4 separate regions of the Homo sapiens genome follow, and all the other regions are linked to region 1. The links are chromatin contacts, found by Hi-C or POLR2A ChIA-PET in ENCODE. All regions are on one chromosome and are shown on one strand. Each heading gives the region's core, a stretch centred on a gene start or an enhancer-like site at or near the end of the contact. The rest is flanking DNA. Distances are from core to core; before and after follow the strand shown.

What was found. Hi-C counts contacts between places; a loop is a spot of excess contacts on that map. ChIA-PET counts read pairs that join two places held with the same protein, here RNA polymerase II (POLR2A). Pooled maps may share reads with other maps.
Region 2: a loop to region 1 is called in a pooled map, with 20 times the contacts of the local background. The contact joins the promoter of FERRY3 here to the promoter of ITFG2 in region 1. A Hi-C loop is called at or near these places in 13 of 50 pooled maps.
Region 3: a loop to region 1 is called in a map of naive thymus-derived CD4-positive, alpha-beta T cell, with 7 times the contacts of the local background. The contact joins the promoter of FBXL14 here to the promoter of ITFG2 in region 1. A Hi-C loop is called at or near these places in 1 of 168 maps with a recorded cell type or tissue (naive thymus-derived CD4-positive, alpha-beta T cell) and 8 of 50 pooled maps. POLR2A ChIA-PET finds 5 or more read pairs at or near these places in 1 of 52 experiments (WTC11).
Region 4: a loop to region 1 is called in a map of CD8-positive, alpha-beta T cell, with 14 times the contacts of the local background. The contact joins the promoter of PARP11 here to the promoter of ITFG2 in region 1. A Hi-C loop is called at or near these places in 2 of 168 maps with a recorded cell type or tissue (CD8-positive, alpha-beta T cell and naive thymus-derived CD4-positive, alpha-beta T cell), 2 of 37 single-sample maps with no recorded cell type and 14 of 50 pooled maps.

Annotation. Positions count from the first base shown.
Region 1 is chr12:2,810,538-2,813,917 of GRCh38, forward strand. ITFG2 (integrin alpha FG-GAP repeat containing 2) reads left to right here and starts at 2,131. Exons shown (of 12, transcript NM_018463.4): 1 at 2,131-2,319. The coding sequence starts at 2,224. ITFG2-AS1 (ITFG2 antisense RNA 1) reads right to left here and starts at 2,387. Exons shown (of 4, transcript NR_146317.1): 1 at 2,025-2,387. RefSeq lists enhancers at 1,678-2,427, 2,158-2,407 and a silencer at 1,958-2,047.
Region 2 is chr12:4,536,570-4,539,949 of GRCh38, forward strand. It overlaps FERRY3 (FERRY endosomal RAB5 effector complex subunit 3), which reads right to left and starts at 1,900. Exons shown (of 14, transcript NM_020374.4): 1 at 1,840-1,900. It overlaps RAD51AP1 (RAD51 associated protein 1), which reads left to right and starts at 2,321. Exons shown (of 9, transcript NM_006479.5): 1 at 2,321-2,387. The coding sequence starts at 2,371. RefSeq lists enhancers at 1,535-2,144, 2,145-2,753 and a silencer at 1,880-1,929.
Region 3 is chr12:1,593,093-1,596,472 of GRCh38, forward strand. It overlaps FBXL14 (F-box and leucine rich repeat protein 14), which reads right to left and starts at 1,489. Exons shown (of 2, transcript NM_152441.3): 1 at 1-1,489. The coding sequence starts at 974. RefSeq lists enhancers at 1-46, 564-753, 2,124-2,193 and silencers at 1-13, 994-1,863.
Region 4 is chr12:3,871,615-3,874,994 of GRCh38, forward strand. PARP11 (poly(ADP-ribose) polymerase family member 11) reads right to left here and starts at 1,785. Exons shown (of 8, transcript NM_020367.6): 1 at 1,598-1,785. The coding sequence starts at 1,615. It overlaps PARP11-AS1 (PARP11 antisense RNA 1), which reads left to right. Exons shown (of 2, transcript NR_183432.1): 1 at 1-342. RefSeq lists a silencer at 1,453-1,562 and enhancers at 2,234-2,754, 2,755-3,274.

The DNA of each region.
Region 1 (3,380 bases), core at 881-3,380:
AGAATATATCTGCAGTCTCCAGTATTTGTCCAGACTTCCTCCAGTTTACTGTTCTGACCTGCTGTTCTTTCTTACCTGGCTGTCAGATCCACTGGGACATCTAGGAAAAAATCTGCCACCCCCTTCCCCCAAGAAAAGGTCTTGCCCTCCAGCCTCCTCCCACTATGTACAGACATAGAAAGTAGGGACAAGCCGGGCATGGTGGCTCACGCTTGTAATCCCACCTACCTGGGAGGCTGAGACACAAGATCTCGAGCCTGGGAGGCGGAGGTTGCAATGAGCCCAGATCGCACCACTGCACTCCAGAGCAAGACTCTCAAAGAAAAAAAAGAAAGAAAAAGAAAAAAGGGGCCGGGCGCAGTGGCTCACGCCTGTAATTCCAGCACTTTGGGAGGCCGAGGCGGGCAGATCAAGAGGTCAAGAGATCAAGACCATTCTGGCCAACATGGTGAAACCCCGTCTCTACTAAAAGTACAAAAATTAGCTGGGCGGCCGGGCGCCGGTGGCTCATGCCTGTAATCCCAGCACTTTGGAAGGCCGAGGCGGGTGGATCACGAGGTCAGGAGATCGAGACCATCCTGGCTAACACGGTGAAACGCCGTCTCTACTAAAAATACAAAAAATTCTCCTTGAGTGGTAGCGGGCGCTTGTAGTCCCAGCTACTCCGGAGGCTGAGGCAGGAGAATGGCTTGAGCCCGGGAGGCGGAGCTTGCAGCGAGCCGAGATCGCACCACTGCACTCCAGCCTGGGTGACAGAGCGAGACTCCGTCTCAAAAAAAAAAAAAATTAAATTAAATTAAATTAAAAATTAGCTGGGCGTGGTGGCGCTCGCCTGTAGTCTCAGCTACTCGGGAGGCTGAGGCAGGAGAACTGCTTGAACCTGGGAGGCAGAGGTTGCAGTGAGCCGAGATTGCGCCACTGCACTACAGCCTGGGCAACAGAGCGAGACTCTGTCTCAAAAAAAAATAAAAATAAAAATAAAAAAAAAAAAGATAAAAAGGAACAGCCCCTGGTCCAAAATCCCAGATAAGGTAGAATCATTTTTTTTTTTTTTTTGAAACACCAAGTGCGAGTCAGCCTGGGTTTTTAGACCTAAATCTAAAAATGTATTGAACACCTGTATGATTTCATAAATATTGCCCTGATTGACGAGGCACCCCAAAGAAAGGCAGAACTGGATTCAACATGGAAAGAAAGTATCCCAAGAAGCCAGCCATGAGAGTGACAGTCCCATCTGTGCTACAAGAGTAAGGCTACTGAGGTTGAGATGCAAGAGCTTTGTGCTGGGGGGCCACAAGACAGAGCAGATCCGGAATCCAGGCAACCTTCACTTCCAGCCTGAAGACTCTCCTACGAACTATGATAGTAAATGATGGAGAGGCCCTAGGGTTTGGGATCAAACAATTCTGGTTTGAGCACGCACCCCGCCCCACAATCCTTCCTTCTGCCATTTTACTTAATCTTGCTGAACCTGTTTTCCTCAGCCAAAAAAAAAAAAAGCTCGCATAGTGGCTGAACTAATTATGTGAAATATGTGAAATGTGCTTTGCAGCAGGTGGCTTTTAAACTATTGACCAGAAAACACATACACTGAAAAAAAAAATTTTTTTTACATTATAAGCCAGTATACACATATAAGTATATACAATTGAAACAAGAGTTTCACAAAAACTGTACTTACCTTACTACCTGGGAGTCACTTGGTATATTACTATTGTATTTAATTTTTTATATGCTGATTGCAACTCACTACATTGTTTTCACTCCTAATGGGTAGTTTTTTAAAAACACTTTTCAAAACCATGCAATTATCAGTTATTACGAAGATTAGTAAGATTCTCAGGAATGGTCTGATGGCTAGGAATCTTCATTGCCAGGGAAACAAAGGAAAAAGGTCAAGGTTATTAGGTCAAGCCCTTGGGAGCCCTGTTGCCAAGGGAACAGATCGACCCCCGTCAGGGTTGGTTTACCCACGGTCTGCAGCCCTGTGGAGAAAAGGAGTGGCCCGTGGGCCTGTCACTCACATCAGAGTTGGGAAGCCCGCCTCCAAGCCCGGAAGACCCGCCTCCTCTGTAAGGTTAAAGGAGGAAGAGGCAGAGATTGGAGGTTCAGGCAGTGACGTAACTTGCTGCCTTAGGTGGCCTTCCGCTCTGGCGGCTGTCGCGACGGGGGTTCAGGGAATATTTACTGGGCCTCTCCGCTCCCTCTGCTCTTGGAGGTGCCATGAGGTCAGTTAGCTACGTGCAGCGCGTGGCGCTGGAGTTCAGCGGGAGCCTCTTCCCGCACGCAATCTGCCTCGGAGACGTTGATAACGATACGGTAGGTGCATGCGCACCGCAAGAGACAGCCTGGATCTGTGCAGGGACGGGGCAAGGGAAGTGGAAGAGGCCGCCCGAGCGTGCCACGTGAGCGTGAGCATGCGCGCTGTGGCTAGTTTGGAGCGCTAGAGAGAAAAACTTTATTGATAGCTTCAGTGTTCGTGGTTGGTTTTGTTCCTTGGGAGGTTTTGTTTGTTTTTTGAGACAGGCTCCGTCTGTCACCCAGGCTGGAGTGCAGTGGCTTGATTTCGGCTCACCGCAACCTCTGCCTCCCGGGCTCGAGCGATTCTCCTACCTCAGCCTCCCAAGGGGCTGGGATTACAGGCGCCCGCCACCACGCCCGACTAATTTTTGTGTTTTTAGTAGAGGTGGGGTTTCACCATGTTGGCCCAAAGTGCTGGGACTACAGGCCTGAGCCATCGTGCCCAGCCCTTCTCGTTTTTTAAATAAATTACCACAGGTCAAGCAGGTAAAACAATGCCTGGCACACAGTTTAGTGCTCACTTAAGTGTTAGTGGTGGTGGTGGTGGTGTTAGTATTTTATTCTGTTTTTCTGCAAATCTTTACTGAACTGCTCATTATGCACCAAGGACTCTGCTACATTCTAGGAATTCAAAAATGAACGAGAGAGTTCCAGTCCTCAGATAGCTCATAATCAAGCTGTGTAATAGTCACCGGATAATAAAATGTAATGAGATGCATTGACTAAAGTATGGAGAGGATTCTCCGGTGGAGCATTAAAGGGAATAGTGTCTGATGCTCTTTTTTTTGCAGACTTTATCTTTTCATTTATCATCTATTTCATAGTTCTAATGCAAAGCACTGTATTGCCCCCTTCTACCCTCTGCCCTATCTTCCTACTCGGCCTCCCTGCTTCACAGTTCCTTAACTGTCCTGTACTTATTTCCCACCGCCCCCTAGTGCTGTGATGCAGAAGGTATCTTATGAGGCCTTTTTTGGCTCTACCCTCTCTGGGGAGGAAAGAGTTATTCTCATAAATTTGTGTTATGTTTTCTGGGCTTTCGTGTTTCTTCATGAACTGCCAAGCAGTCCAATTTTATG
Region 2 (3,380 bases), core at 650-3,149, 1.7 Mb after region 1:
GAAACCGTTGGTAAAAAGAAAGTCAAAGAAGCAGATCAGGGACCAAGGAGTGATCCTGGAGAACTTAGAGGTTGTGGTCATGAGATCCGACTGGGGGAAGGGGAGTAAGAAAGTGTTAGAAAGATTTCCATGTGGGAAGAAGATACACAGAAAAGAGAGAGTACAGGACCTCCACTTCCGGCCCACACCCCAAAGGCAAACTAGACACTACTAAGGAAGAAGAAAATCTAGTTAAAGGCAGTAAGAATCAACATCAATTAAAGATTTATTTATTCATCAGCCTTGTAACTGGACTTCCTATGGCTAGGCTTTCTCCCATCAAATCAGTTCTTACATTATTTTCTACACTGAAGTTATAGTAATCTTCCTTTTTAAAAAAGGAATATACTTATCTGATCATGTTGTTCATCCGCTTAAAAACTTTCTATGACATTCCATTGCTCTCAGGATAAAATGCAAACTCTTTATCCCAGTTTACAACACCCCTGCTTATATTTCCACTCTTCTCTCAGAAACTGCACCTCTCCTTCCTAATACACAAATTCACAAATTTTATTTTCCAGCCATTCTGAACTTCTGTCAACACCAAACTTCTCCTTCCATGCCGAATCTTTTTGAATGCCTTTTCCTTTGCCTAGAGCACTCTTACTGATCTTAATTTCATTGGATAACAATTGCTAATTCTTCAGGTCTCAGTTAAGCCTCTAGGAAGACTTATCCAACTCCCTAAAACTGGATTGGGTCCCGACAGGCTCTCATATTAGCCTAGACTTATTTGAATCATGGCACTTATCACGCTCTATTTCTTACTCTTGGCTAGAAAACAGTCTTCTTGAAGTGGAAGGAATACTGTCTTGTATTCCATGTATTAGGCAGGATGTTGCGAATGGCAAGAACTAATAAATAATTGTTGGATTGTATGGCGTTTTTATTTTATGGTGCTCACTGGAAAAATAAAGAACAAAAAATTATTCATACGGTTATTTAAAAAGATATCACCTGAAATATAAAAAAAACTCAAAGGACTTTTGTACATGTCGTGGGGCGGGGCTAAGTTGAATTATCCAGACTATATTTTCAAATCTGTATGTAGGCTATACACAAAAATCTTCGTCTATTTCACCATAATGCAAAGAGATAGGGTATTTGTTTTACTCAGAAAGAATTAAAATTAAACGTAAAGCAATACAAATTTTTATAATGTTAGAAAACTACCAAAACTACATAAAGGTATATTCTATGATGTAGAAATTTCATTCCTAAGTATATATCCAAATACACACACACGCATATGTTCGCTAAAGTACACCCAGAAGAATGCTCATATAAGTTTTATTTATAATACCCCAAACTGGAAACAACCAAAATGCGTATTAGTAGGAGAATAGTAAACTTGTTTATTTTATGAGATAAATACTACACAGCAATAAAAAAGAATCAACCACTGATAAATGCAAAAATATGAATGAATCAGGAATGTTGAAAAAAAAAAGAGAAGGCAGACACAAAAGCTCTGGTTCAACATTTAGACTTGTGTTTCAAGAAACTGATAACTTTAGTTCTTTCTCCTCTCGCTCTTTTTTTAGACTAATGGTCTATCCTGAAGCCTGGGTTCAGTTTTAGCAACCGTGAAATCCAGGAAGGTTTCCCATAAGAAAATGGGATGGAAGGTCTGGACCGAACACACACAGCCAACAGAGCGGAGGCTCTGAGGCTCACATTAATCAGGGAAAAGGAAGACAGACGGTCGAGCTGAGAAACTTCAGCCGGGTGAGGGGACTAATCCCTCTGTAACGGTTGTCAGTCTGAAAGGGCATCCTCACTCGGTTCTGGGCTCACCTCGTCTAGTTCCGAAGTCCTGGGCAGTCCGCTCACTCGAGCTGTCAGCGCGTCCTGCACTGGGAAACCAGCTGACTTGCCGACATACTTTTTCCACACCGCGGATCCGCGAACGTAGATTCGCCACATCCTTTTCTATTTCCTGGCATCTTGTAGAAAATTTCTCAGTCCAAGTGCCCCTATGTCCCAACCTGTTTCAATTTAACAATTTGAAAGGTGCAATAAGGTGTATTTCTATTGTTATTCTGTATTTCAGAGACAGGGCAAATCCGCCGTTGTGACGAAAGTGCAGGGACAAAGCACAAACTCGGCTCTGGTGGACCGGATACGGAAAAGCGGTGCCTTGGGGAGGGCGGGAGCAAATTCGCTTTCCCCACAGCGCGTGCGCCGCCGCAAGCATGGCTGGTGATGATTGGACGACTGGTAACAGGGGGCGGAGGGCTCCGAAGTCTGGTTTTGGGCGGGAATTGAAACCGCCGCTGAAGCCAACAAGAATTTGAGAACTGTAAATACCAAGCCTTGAAAGGGACCATGGTGCGGCCTGTGAGGTGGGTAGTTCCTGACATTCGTCGGGGGTGGGAGGAAAACTAAGGGAAAAGACATGAGACTAAGGGGAAAGGATCGAGTAAGACCGGAGGGCAGCGATGGTGGGGTTAGGATGGACGGTTATCAAGAACCCAGTCTCCAGTGAGAGCCACCCGTTGCTCAGAAGTATCCTAGCATCGTAGCTTTTTCCTTCTCTTTGCCTCCCTTCACAACCGTCGCCGTTTCTTTTACCAAGACCTTGTTAGCGTTTGAACAGCGCTTTACATTTCACCGAGCGCCCAATTATGTGTTATTTTATTTGTTTATCACTGTAGTTATTTGATATAGAAAGAGTAAGCATTCCTGTTGTATTGATTTAACATTTCTACGTATAGAGGGTAAGTTATCTGAGTCATACAGCCCAGTAAGTGGCAGGGCAATACTCAAACCTAAGTCATCTCACTCAAGATCCTCTGTGCTTTCCATCGTGGTATTAGAAACGATTCTTCTATTTACACAGTTGAGTGCCATGGAAGCCTATAGTTAGCCATTCATTTAATAAAGTTATTGAATATATTCACTTCTTTAGTGTACGAGGTGCTGGAGGTTACATTCCAGTGGGAGGTGAGGTTAGGGGGCCGAAAATAAGCCTCGAAATATGAGAGTGCGAAAGAGGAAAGCACTACTTTAAATATAGTAGTTAATATGTGACTCTGAGGCGATAATGCATGCACTGAGTCATGAATCAGGGTAGAGGGAATAGGAGCCAAGGCCCCATACTTGACCATATTTTAGGGACAGTCTAATGCTATAGGATTAACAAGCAGTGGGGAGAATCGTAGGGGGATTAGGCCAGAGAAATAGGCAGGTGCCAGAACAGATAGGGTCTTGTAAGTCTTAGAAAGGAGTTTAGGTTTTATTTTAAGTCAATGGGAAGTCAGTGGAGGGTTTTAAGTAGGGGAGAGGAATCTAAGTTTGCTTTTATAAAGGTCACTGGCTGTTGGTGGAGAATAAAT
Region 3 (3,380 bases), core at 239-2,738, 1.2 Mb before region 1:
ATGCGGTTGATGCCATCATCACTGATGTGGCAGGAGCAGAGGGAGAGAGACTTGAGGCCATCCAGCCCCTGGGCTATGTAAGCCAGACTCTGGTCTCCCACCTTGTCACAGAACGAAACATCCAGCCCCGAGAGGCGCAGGCTGCCCATGGCCAGATGCATGATGCCCGTGTCACTGATGTTGTCACAGGAGCGCAGGTTGAGGCTGCGCAGGCTGCCCATGTGCGACAGGTGCAGGAGGCCAGCGTCCGAGATTCCCCCACAGAAGCTGAGGTTGAGGAGCCTCAGGCCCGTCAGCCCTCGGGAGATGTGCTTTAGAGAAAGATCTGTGAGCTTCTGGCAGTCCTGTAGCGTGAGCTGCTCCAGGCCCAGGCAGCCCTCCGCCGCGCTGCGCGTCATGCCGGCCAGGTGCCCGATGCCCACATCCGAAAGGTGGCGGCAGCTGCGGAGGTTAAGGCTCTTGAGGCGCTGCAGACCCCAGGCGATGAGCAGAAGGCCAGTGTTGGTGATGTTGCTGCAACCTCCCAGCTCCAGCACCTCCAGGCCCTTGAGGTACTGGGCTATGCGGCCCAGGCTGCTGTCAGTGATCTGCTTGCAGAGGCTCAGGTTGAGAGCGCGCAGGGAGCCGATCTCCTGCACAAACGCGTGGCCCAGCCCGTTGTCGGTGAGGTTGTAGCAGCCGCTGAGGTTGAGGCTCTCGATGTTGGCCATGCCCTGGATCACGTAGCTGAGGCTGCGGCGGAGGCTCAGGATCTGCACCCGGCGGATGCCCCGGGCCTGCAGGCTGGGGAACAGCGACGGGTTGGCCCGGCGCAGGTGCAGCTTGGCCTCCACCCCCCGCCACACCGACTTGTGGTAGGCGGCGTCCCGCCAGGCGGTGCACACCTGCGCCGCGCGCCCCTTGTCCCGGACGTCCAGGTAGCCGAAGATCATGGCCAGCAGCTCCGGGAACAGGCATGAGATGTGGGTCTCCATCTTCCTCCTCCCCCCTCCGCGGCGCTGGGGGGAGGAGGCGCGGGCCCCGCCGCTCCGGCCTCGGGCAGGCGACGAGAGCGCTTCTCCCCAGCCGCCGCCGCCGCCGCCGCCGCCGCCTCGGGCCCAACGGCCGGCCCCTCCCCGCCTTCCGGCTCCGGCCGCCGCCGCCGCTCCTCCTCCTGGTCCGTCCGTCCTTCCTTCCTGCCGGCTGCGCCTCCGGCCCGGCCCTCCCCCGCCCCGGGCTCCGCACGGCGCTCACATCCCGGGCGGGGAAGGCGCCTCGCTCTCGCTCCCGGAGGCCGGCCGCCGCCGCCGCCTCGGCTCTACCCACGCCGCGCCCGGGCCGCGCCGCTCCGCCCGCGCCGCCGCGCCCACGCCCCCTGCCGCATCCTCCGCCTCCTGCCGCCGCCGCTGCTCCGCGGGCCGGCGGGCGGCGAGGGGGCCCCGGGGGCCGGGCGCACGGGCTCCGGGCGCGGAGGAGGCTTCCTGCTGCCTTTGTCTCTCGCCCGCTTTTCAAACCTCCCAGCCCCGGGCCGCCCGCACTCCGCCGCCCAGGCGGGGGGACCAGGAGGCCAATCCCGGCCGGCGGCGTGCGTTCCTTCTCCCCCGCCGTCCGCGGCCACTTGGGAGCTGCCGGCCCCCGCACCAAGGACGCCGCGGCCGTCCGGCCGGAGCGCGGCTCGGCGCAGACCCCGGGCGAGCAGGCGGGCCGTGCGTTTGGTAGCGCCCGGGCCGGCCCCGGCTCCGCCGCCCTGCAGCGCGTCCCCTCCGCCGCTCCCGCTCCCCCGCGCCCGCGCAATGGTACGGGCCTGCGCTGCCGGAACTGTGGAGCCGTTGCCCTGGAAACCGAGTTCGGCCTGGTCCCGTGGCCCCTGATTTTTAACCCTGTGGGCGCCACGGGGGAGCGGCAGCTGTCAGCAGAGCGCCTCCCCACCCGGCTTCTTTTCACCCGGTAGCCCGTTATTGAGCCGTTCCCTCTCTGGGCCACGCCCCAGCCCCGTTCCTTCTTTTTCTTTGCTGTTGAAGTCTGCGCAGCCCCTTCCCACAGTTTACCCCTGCAATTCGTTACCCTTATTTCACACCCCTCTCCCTTGATTATCCCTGCGAGAGCCGCCTCCTATAGCAGTGCTCAATAATCGTCACCCCAACTCTCCTTTTCTTACTGTCCCTAATGCCCCTTAACGCCTCATTATCACACCCCCTGCTCCCCCGGTTGGGGCTGTTTACTACGACGCCTTTCTCTCCAGTCTTGTGTCTTAAATTGGAGAGAAACTCGGCTGTACTCATCTTAAACAATGACCCCCTCCAGTCGGTGTTCTAGAAATTTCTAGAATTATCCATGACTACTTCCTTCTAGCATCTTCTGATGGTTTCCAGACACGCTGTGTGTGTTTCCCTCGGTACTTGATACATCAAAACTTCCCTCTACTTCTGAACGCTGCTGCGCCACCAATGCCCTCAGTCCGCTTTGCTTACAGGGGAACAGCCTTCCCCTAAGCCTTGTTTTAGGAGCTTTCTCCTTGTCATCAGCCTTAGACTATCAGTTGTATGGCTCAGTTGTACTGATAGTCAATATATTCGTATATGCTGAATCCAATTTACTTTTTGATTAAAATGGAATGACAGTTGAACTTGGTTTAAGACAATCCAGTCGTGTCTGTTGGTTTATCAACCGTTTTATGGAAGCAGGGCACAATTCCATTCTAGGATGTAGCCCCTGGGTCCTAAATGTCCGTACTAAGGATAGAATTTCAGAAGTTTCATTTTAACTACCCCCAAACCAAGAATTTTTGGATCAGAGAAAATGATCCTCTGTATTTTAATTTATGGATCCACACAACTAGATACAAGACCAGCGGATTTATCAGAAAGGGAAAATGGTTTCATTGATTCTTTGAGGACCTGAACAAGATTTGGAAGGGGTTCCATATTCAGTGTAGGAGAGTAACTTTTGCCCAAGCAACCACTATTAGACCAAATACATACAGATTCAGTAATAGGCATAATACACCTTTTACACCCCTACCACTCCTCTTTCCTAAATCAGGAAATGCAGAAGCAAAAATTCTCGCCAGCTTGTTACCTCACCCACATTACACGCAGTGTGGAGCCCATAGATTTTTATAACCTTCTTGAAAAAATAGACTGTACTGTTAGTCATCCAGTACATCCAGATGTACGGTGGCAGTAAGTGTCACGATTCTGGGGTATGCCTGGGCTTCACTCTTCTCCTGGAGGTTATCTAGGCTTTTATTCTTCTCAGTCACTTCTGCCTAAACGTTTACCTTAAATTCTGCGCAAAAGTCACTTTTTGATTGTTCTGTGCACCTAGATGTGTTTGGGTTGATGTCAAGGCCTTAATCCAAAGCACCTTAGTGTAACTTAATCCTGCTTAATAAAAAACAA
Region 4 (3,380 bases), core at 535-3,034, 1.1 Mb after region 1:
ATTTAGTCCAACAACTTGCTGAAATGTGATTCTACCATTTTTCCAGTCAACTCCTAAGTTTTAAATACCATACATCTGCCACCTTACCAGGCAGTTTCAACCATAACAACAGAAGAATACTCTTGGCAAATAGATCCCACTCTCTGAGGGTTGTGTTGGGGCTCAGAAAATACTACCCCGAAGTATGACACTTTGGCATGCTGAATACTTTGAACTAAAAGAGATTGGAAGGCCTCAGAAGCAGCCTCGGAAGCAGTCTCTCCCTCTGATCTCCTGCCCTTCTGTCTCCTGCCCATCTTTCGTCCCAGAAGTGAGTCACAGAAACCAGAATTCTTCCCCAAGGTGAGTGATAGAAACTAGGATCCCTCTCCTACAAAGCAAGCCATAAAAACTGGAACTATTAAGCTTTCCCTGCCATTGTCTATAGGAACTGGCCATAAAGAAATTCTCTAATCTACCTTGCCTGATAGTAGGTCGCTAAGACCCTCATTCCAGAAGGGACCTTCCTCCTCCGTAGGAGGAAGAAATGATACACAGAGAGGCCAAGAAGAATCTGAACAAACAGACCTTGCTGGGCTTCCTTCCTCAGTTTATTAACATTAGAGTATATCCTTTGTCCAGTCACATTTTTACACAGTTGTCTATTCTTCATGGGTCCTACGCATAAAAATAGAGATCTCCCTGGTCTCTGAAGTGCCTGGTGGTGTAAAACTTTGATTAGATTTGCTCTGCTTTTACCTTGTTAACCTATCTTCTGTTTTAAGGAGTGGTGGCTGTGATCCTTACAATGGGTGGTGAGGAAAGGTACTAAAGTTTTCGGCCCCTACGTTGCACTTTAAATAAATAAATGTATAAAAGCAAAGTAGACAAAGACACATGAAGTCATAATGAAAATACCAGAGTCAGCCAAGGAAGAAGGCAGACTTGCAGTTGAAATGCTCCAGATCACTTTGTCCACCGAACGAAAACATCTAAGAACATACAGTCCATACTCCAAGTTTTAAACGACTGTCCACCAAGAAGGGAAAAGGAGAACTGATGGCTCCTCTTAGGCCCATTCAAGACAAGGGGGTCCCAATTCCCTTGCTTTAGACTGGTGGGACTGGCAGGTAAACCTGAGGCAAATGACTGACTACAGGTTCCAAGGCCAGTTACTCCAATTAGAAAGCAAAACACAAAGTTTCAAAAAACAGTGAAGGCAGTCGGGAGGCTGAGGCACGACAATCGCTTTAACCCGGGAGACGGAGGTTGCGGTGGGCCGAGATCACGCCACTGCACTCCAGCCTGGACAACAGTGCGAGACTCCGTCTCAAAAACAACAACAACAACAAATGGTGAAGGGATGAGGCTGAAACATCACGGGAAGTAAAATAAATAATTGTAACAAGAAAACAATAAAGCATTGGAGAATCCACCCAGGCACTTCCACTGCTTAAAAAGGTACAGACTACAGAAGCCAAAAGGCCCGGGAACTCCGGTCCCGGAACTCAACACCCAGACTGAAGCGAGCGCGGGGAAGCAGTTCCGGTGACCCCCTCCCGCCCCTCTCTCATCAACCCCGCCCCCTGGGCCCGCCCCGTCCCGCCCGGCTACTCACTGGATTCGCTTCCCACATAACGGTGACAAAATCGAGCGGAGAGAGCCTGTGGGAAGGGGCTAGCCGCGGGGCCTGGGTGTTGGATTTTTTTTTTTCCCGCGGGTCCCCGGGAGCGAAGGGACGGAGATGCAACCTTTACGAAGGCCTTCCTCCTCCCCCTCCCTGTCACAAGCCAGCGTTTACAGACCACCCAACCTCCCGACTTCCGCCCGACGTTGGCCAGTCAGATCTGTCTCCGCCCCACTCCTACAAGCTCGCCCCGCCCCTGCACGCTTATCCATACGCGCGCGGGCGGTCGTCCTGGGCGGGGCTTGCGAGTCTGTGTCTGACGAAGGAGTTTAAAGGGTTTCTGGTCCAACTGTATCACCCAGTGATCTTAAAGCCACGGCTGGCTGTATTTCTTTCCTATGAAACAAATTTTTATTGATCACCGTGTAACGACCAAGAGTCACACAGGCCTGGCAATGGCATTTGGGAGAAACTTCATAATCTTTCAATATCTTCATCCTCAAAATGGAGATGGTAGTAATATCTCCCTATGAGTGAGATTATTGAAAGCATTTAGCACAGTATTTGGCACACAGAGTTCAATAAGTGACGGTTATTTGCTCACAAGGGAACCTTTACATACTATCCCTGCCCTCAAGATTTTATAATCTAGAAAAGAAAGCAAAAAGTAGTTTAGAAAAGTTAAAAAGTGCAATATGATTTATAGGTAATATGGTGAATAGAGAGTGCTATGCGAGCATATTTACCTAGAGTAGAGTGTCAGGAAAGCTCCCTCAAGATGTTTAAAACCATGAGGATGTATTCCTACTGATGTAAAGAGAGCTAACAGAGTGAAATAATCTTCCATGCAACAAAGGATCTACCCCATAGGAAATGAAAATTAAACAGCTCATTATAGATCCTTCTGGACTTTTCTATGCCTCTACACATTGAAAAAAATGTAATCAAAGAATACCTATAGATTTAGAACCTGATTTTTTTTTCACTTTAAAGATTATGTGGCTATCCTTCCATTCCATTAAGTTTAAATCTGTTTCATCATTTTATTTATTTATTTAGGCAGAACCTCGCTCTGTCGCCCAGGCTGGAGCGCAGTGGCGCCATTTTGGCTCACTGCAACCTCCGCCTCCCGAGTTCAAGCGATTCCCGTGCCTCAGGCTCCTGAGTAGCTGGGATTACAGATGTGCGCCACCACGTCCCGCGAATTTTTGTATTTTTAGTAGAGACAGGTTTTCGCCATGTTGGCCAGGCCAGTCTCGAACTCCTGACCCCAGGTGATCCACCTGCCTTGGCCTCCCAAAGTGCTGGGATTACAGGTGTGAGCCATCTTGCACCCGGCCATATTTTAAAGTAGACTCATGGCATTCCATAACTTATGCGTATACTACGTACACACAAATAGACACACACATTTGAAATAATCTACTGAATAGACGTTTGAGTGGTTTTCTATTTTTCACTATCCCAAAAAAATCCTTCAACAGGCATTTCTTCACATTTGTCCATTTACTTCTTGGAATTAATTCCTGGAAATAAAATAGTTTACTAAGAGATTATTTTTGCCAAATGGTTGACCAGTTGCCCCCATGTCATTTAGTGAATATTCTTTCCTCACTACTTTGAAGTGCCACTGTTAATTACAACCTAAATTTGCATATACATATACATAGGTATACATACACGTATATATCTGTTTCTGAACATTCTCCTCTATTAATTATCTGCTTATTCCTAAAATATGCCACAGTTATAATCATTACATATTTAATATATT